Regions from separate parts of the Homo sapiens genome. Here region 1 is linked to region 2. Evidence: chromatin loops called from intact Hi-C (ENCODE). Cell type or tissue: natural killer cell. All regions are shown on one strand. Links, peaks and the distances in the headings refer to the core of each region. The heading gives the core; the rest is flanking DNA.

Region 1 (2,915 bases), core at 207-2,706, 110 kb after region 2:
AGGTGTGAACCAGTGCTCCCGGCCTGGTTATTATATTTTGAATTTTGCAAATGTTATAAGTGGAAATATCTCTTCTAAAAATAACAGATGGAAAAACTTTAAAAAAATCTTGTTGTAATTTGTATTTATTCCATGACAAATTTGGTTAAAACCTGTCATATTTATTAATCATTTCTTTTGTCTTTAGACTTTTGATGTCTGTGTAAGGCAGGGTTTAGTTGGAGGTAACAGAAACCACTCTTCTTATTTTAAGGAGAAGGAGCTTTGTCAAAGGAAATTAGCTTTTTACAAAATCACTGAAAGGGCCGGAGGAACAGGATCTATGCTGGGCTTCCAAGAATGACTCTGAGAACAACACCCTAGAACTAGTGGCTCAGGAAAGCTGCTACTTCTGCTCCAGGCAGCTTCATTCTAGATATTAGACTGTTCCTTGCTAGGTCTGCTAGAGCTTCACAGCAAAAACCAGTGCTCTGTGCCTGCTCCCAAGACACACTAAGCTACTAACTGTTATGGAATCTCTGCTACCATCACAACAGACAAACAACAACAAAAGTGAAAATAAACCAAATGTAAAATACCTCAAAATCCTAGCTTAAATGTAACAAATACGTTTTTACATACTTAAAGCAGATCAGAAGAATACCAAGGAAATTCCCAGTGGTCACAATGGAACGAAACTGGAGTTGTAAACTAATACTGAAGCCACTGCTGTGCCTAGGATATTTGTCAGTCTTGATGACCTGGATGCTTAACTGGCCATCTGTGCCTGGTAGATAATGCCTTGGCGGCAGTGAAGGGGTTGCAAATTAGGGATTTGAAACTGAGAACTCCACATAGTACCAAGACACTCAAAAAGCTACATCCTCAGGAAAAGAATGGATTGAATAAAAGAAACAAAATCTGACTTTTAGCAAAGAGAAATAACAAAAAAACTTATCTTTGCCTGTGCCCTGGGTGGAGAAAAAAAGCAGCTTCCATGGATGTGTAACTCCACATCTTTACTCTTAGGGGTTTTGGATCTGGGATTTGAGTCTACACCAAGTGGTTTTAGAAGTTAATTCTATGATCCCGAGTTGGTTGCAATTCTGGACGTCTGACAGAAGCAATGCAGATCCTTCCTGGAGGGACATAGTCTCAACCTAGGCCTTATAGAATTCCCACAGATAAGCCCTAGCTGAACATAAACTTTCACTCCAAATTAAAAAAGAATACATGAAGAAACAAGCTACCATAAGAGTCAGCAAGAACTCCTAAGAACTTAAGATAATGGATTTATCAAATGTGTTATATAAAACAAATATACCTAAAATGTTTGATTACATTTAAAAATACAAGAAAAGAGCAAGAGATATTATATAATGTAATCATATACATGCAAAAAATATACAAATTATAAGCATATAGCTTGATGGATTTTCACAATTGGAACACATCTAACTAGCACCCATAAAAAAACCCAAAACATTACTAGCATCCCCAAGTCCCCTGCCCCCATGTTTCCTTCCAGTCATGACCCATACCCTTCACAAGAGTAAGTACTATCCTAACCTCTAATAATAGCACAGACCAGTTTTAGGCAGATTTTAAAAAGCACTAAATAGAACTTCTACGAAAAAAAAAATTTTAAAACCCCAACAAACCAATGAATGAATAGTAGATTTGACATAGCTAAAGAAAGAATTGATATGGAATTAACTGGATTAAAGCTGAAAAAATTTTCTAGAACACAGCATGGAGAGACAAAATGATGGGAAAATAGCAGGAGTTAAGAGACATGGAAGATAGAATGAGGGAATCTAACCTGCTTCTAATAAAAATTTCATAAGGAGAGAACAGAAAGAACAGGTAAAAGGTGATTTTCAGCAAGATAATGTCAGAGAGTTTTTCAGAATTGCTGAAAGTTACATATCCTTAGATTCAGAAGTAATAGCGAATCCCAAGCTGAATAAGTAAAACAAATGAACACCTTAACACATTATAGGGATACCGAGGTCACTGAAGTAAAAGAGAACTATGGGCAATCACAAGGAAGAGACAAATGACTTATGAAGGCACAACAGTAAGATTAACAGCAGATTTCTCAACATTAACAATGGAAGCAAGAAGTCAGTGGAAGAGTAACATCTGCAAAATGCTGAGATGAAGAGATTTTCAGGTTGATTTTTGACAAGTCTACCTGTATGCTATTTATAAGAGATAACAAAATGATGAAAGAGGATGAAAAAATATATACCAGGCAAGTAGATAGGAAGACACAATTTCATAAAGATATCAGTTCTCTAAATCAATCTGAATTCAATTGCAATTGAATTGCAATTCTAATTAAAATTCAAACAGGATTTTTCTTGGACCTTGACAAGCTGGTTTTACATTTCAGTAGAAAAACATAGGCAAGAATACCTAGTTTCGAAGAAGCACAACGTTTGGGTTTACTCTACCAGGTGTAACTACTTATTATAAAGGTCTAATAATTCAGAGTGGTACTGATGAAGGCACAGAAAAATAGATAAAAGGTTTAGAGCAGAAAGCACAGAAAAGTGCCCATGCCTGTATAGAAATTGACAAACATCAGAGGGTCATGGAAGATCAGTGGGGAAAGAATGGTGTCCAGATTATTGGTTTTTCATCTGGGAAAAAAAATAAGGCTGAATGTTCACATTATAAACAAAAATCAATTCCAGGGTCGGCTGAAGATCTAAACAGGAAAGAGAAAAGTTTCCAACTTTTAGAAGAAAATGCTTATGACCTTAGGTTAGGGAAAGATTTCTTATAAGTCACAAAAAGTATAAATAACAATTAGATTGATAACCTCACTGATATTAAATTTTAAAACTGTGCTCAAAAGACACAAAGAGTAAAAAAATAAGCTATCGACTCCGAGAAGGTATCATATAGTTTGAATGTCTTTTTCCCAC
Region 2 (2,915 bases), core at 198-2,697:
ATGGACATTTAACTTGCTCCTTGTTGCTTTTAGCAATTGCAAATAAGAAACAGCTGAAAAACAATGGCATTCAAACTAGACTGTGGTCATTTTCAAAAGAATAAAAATCTTTAGGGAGAAACAAAATGAATTTTTAAAAACTAAACTTTTTGGGTTTACTGTTTTTAAGTTCTAAATGAAAATATTCTATGTTCTTAGAAGTTGCTGGCTGCCAAACTGACACCAACACAGTAGCGGCGCTCCAATCATGCATGGCCATGCTGCACTCTGCCGCCTTAGCCCTCACTGCTTCTGGGCGCTATGGGGTGCCCCACCAGGGCAGAGCTGAGAGGCTGGCTCAGCTCTGCTTCAGAGACCTCCCTCGATGGAAAAGGGACTTAGTTTGCTGCTCCGCTTTTTTTTTTTTTTTTTTTTTTTTTGAGAAAGGGTCTCTCGCTCTGTTGCCCAGGCTGGAGTGCAGTGGCGTGATCTCAGCTCACTGCAACCTCTGCCTCCAGGGTTCAAGAGATTCTCCCACCTTAGCCTCCTTAGCTGGGACCACAGGCACCTGCCACCACAGCCGGCTAATTTTTCTATTTTTTGTAGAGATGGAGTTTCACCATGTTGCCCAGGGTGGCCTCGAACTCCTGACCTCAAGGGATCCGCCCACCTCAGTTTCTCAAAGTGCTGGGATTACAAGTGTAAGCCACTGCTCCACATTTAACTCCAATGATGCTGAGCACAACCCAGCACTCTAATTACAAAAATTTGTTTTGTTATAACTGAACATTCCCTTTCTATTTTAGACTTTCTTGGCTGAACATCTCTCTCCCCCAGCCCTATTCACGGCTGCTCACAAAAACATGACAATACCAGGCATGGTTCATGAAGTCTGGTGTGGGAAGAGGCCTGGCTCACACCCCTTTGAAGTCATTTAAGACATATGGCCAGCTGTACCTTATATGCAGCCATTCACAGGCCCTCGAGGCGCTCAAACTTGAACATGTGAAAAAAAATCACCCAGGGGCTTGTTAAAACAGTTTCCTGGACCCCAGGCTAAGGGTCTGACTCAGGTTGGGAGGGGCCTACATTTCCATGTTTACCGGCTCACAGCTGATGCCAAGGTCACGCTATGACCAACAGTGCCCGGGCGGCAGGGGGCAGAACCTGCCATCAGGAAAACGCAAAAGGACATGACCTGTTTGGCCAAGATTAATGTATTTACCTCTGCTGATTTATAATCCTTTATATAAAAACATCCTTACTAAGTCTCCATTTGTTGTACTAGCAGACAGGTTTTCTCTAATGAAACCTCAGATCACAACAGATGGACTCACATATTTTAATAGTCTCTCTGGATCCTAATCCCCTTATCTCACTGTCTCCATAAACAATATGCCAACTGAATAAATTATAGCACTAGCTATGACAGACATTGGTCGTTTTCCACAAATGCTGGCTAACAGCCAAGCTCTGTAAAACATTACCATTGACTTAGCAAACCTCAACCAGCTTAGTGCAGAAATGCAGATACTCTAATTCGGTCAAGGCAGGCAAAGCAGAAAAGCCCGAGAGGCAAGTGAATTGTCTGTAGGTTTTTTTAAAGCTCTTCTTTCTCCCCATCACCAGCCTTTTTTGGAGTGTCACAGTAATGGCTAACATTGAAAATATAACTTTGTTTCCATGTATTATATGAAGCGAACATCTTTCTTACATGAACAATGCTGCTCCCAGTAACAGACTGTTTTATATACAAAATTATATCAATGTAATTGCAATTGAAAACCCAATGACGACTTTTTACATTATTATGGTTTCCAGCAAGCATATGGTTAGAATGCCCAAGTTTTACTCCAGAAGGGCAGTCCAGAAACCACCCTGTTATAAATAACATTCTTTCAAGGACAGAGAGGGCTGAGATGAGAACCACTATGTTGCTAAAGGTATTTATCAAAATATTCAAAACATTATTAGAGAAGTAAAATAGCAAGGTGGTCCTTAAAATATTATTTTCTATTAAATGAAGTCTCTCTATATATATCATCAATTTATGACACTGACCTGACAGTATACTTGGCAAAGACATCAACACCACTGGTCAGGGCTCTTCTCTAATTCCCGCCCATAGCAGTGGCCATGTCACCAAGGAAAGGAAGGGCTAGAAGAAATTCCAGGGACACACATTTAAGCTCCCTTTTTCCTCAGAGATCCCTGTTCTGATAAGCGTTCTCTCTCAACATCAGCCTTCTTGAGCTAAGTGTCCTTGTTGACTTTTAGGAGGTGGAAATAACAGTATAAATACATGACGCTAGGCTGGGCACGGTGGCTCATGCCTATAATCCTACCACTTTGGGAGGCTGAGGCAGGTGGATCACTTGAGACCAGCAGTTCGAGACCAGCCTGGCCAACATGGCGAAACCCCATCTCCACTAAAAATACAAAATATTAGCCGGGTGTGGTGGTGCACATTGGTAATCCCAGATACACCAGGGAATAAGGCAGGACAATCGCTTGAACCTGGGAGGTGGAGGCTGCAGTGTGCCGAGATTGCACCACTGCACTCCAGCCTGGGTGACAGAGTGAGACTGTCTCAAAAAGAAAAAAAAATTGTACTAATAAAATAATCCTGAGGCATATCTGCAAATGCAATGGATGAAGATGTAGAACACGGCTACTCCTTTCTATCAAGCTTTCTGTATCTTAAATTATACCTGATTATTTTATATGACCTCTTCTTTTAAGGTTAAAGAAGAACATGAGCGCAAAGGCAAAGAAATCTTGGCCAGGCACAGTGGCTCACTCCTGTAACCCTAGCACTTTGGAAGGCCAATGTGGGAAGATCACTTGGGCCTAGGAGGTCGAGCCTGCAGTGAGCCATGCTTGCGCCACCACACTGGGTAACAGAACCCTGTCTTTTTAATTTTTTTTGAGACAGG

What was found. A loop is a pair of places that touch in the nucleus more often than their neighbours do. Peaks named below come from ENCODE experiments on the same cell type or tissue, not always from the same donor. Only the 100,000 strongest peaks of a DNase experiment are listed, where the experiment ranks them.
Region 1: a loop joins it to region 2, with 5 times the contacts of the local background. A loop is called at or near these places in 4 of 110 quality-filtered maps.

The regions. Positions count from the first base shown.
Region 1 is chr6:158,903,431-158,906,345 of GRCh38, forward strand. All of the region lies in intron 2 of LINC02901 (long intergenic non-protein coding RNA 2901), which reads left to right. Among named protein-coding and RNA genes, the nearest start is that of LINC02901, 35 kb to the left of the region's middle. RefSeq lists a silencer at 473-673. In natural killer cell, for the core only: no CTCF peak of the experiment used is centred there; no DNase peak of the experiment used is centred there.
Region 2 is chr6:158,798,229-158,801,143 of GRCh38, forward strand. The region is part of intron 2 of EZR (ezrin); the gene reads right to left. Among named protein-coding and RNA genes, the nearest start is that of EZR-AS1, 18 kb to the right of the region's middle. RefSeq lists an enhancer at 485-684. In natural killer cell, for the core only: no CTCF peak of the experiment used is centred there; a DNase peak (open chromatin) is centred at 1,450; H3K27ac peaks cover 182 bases.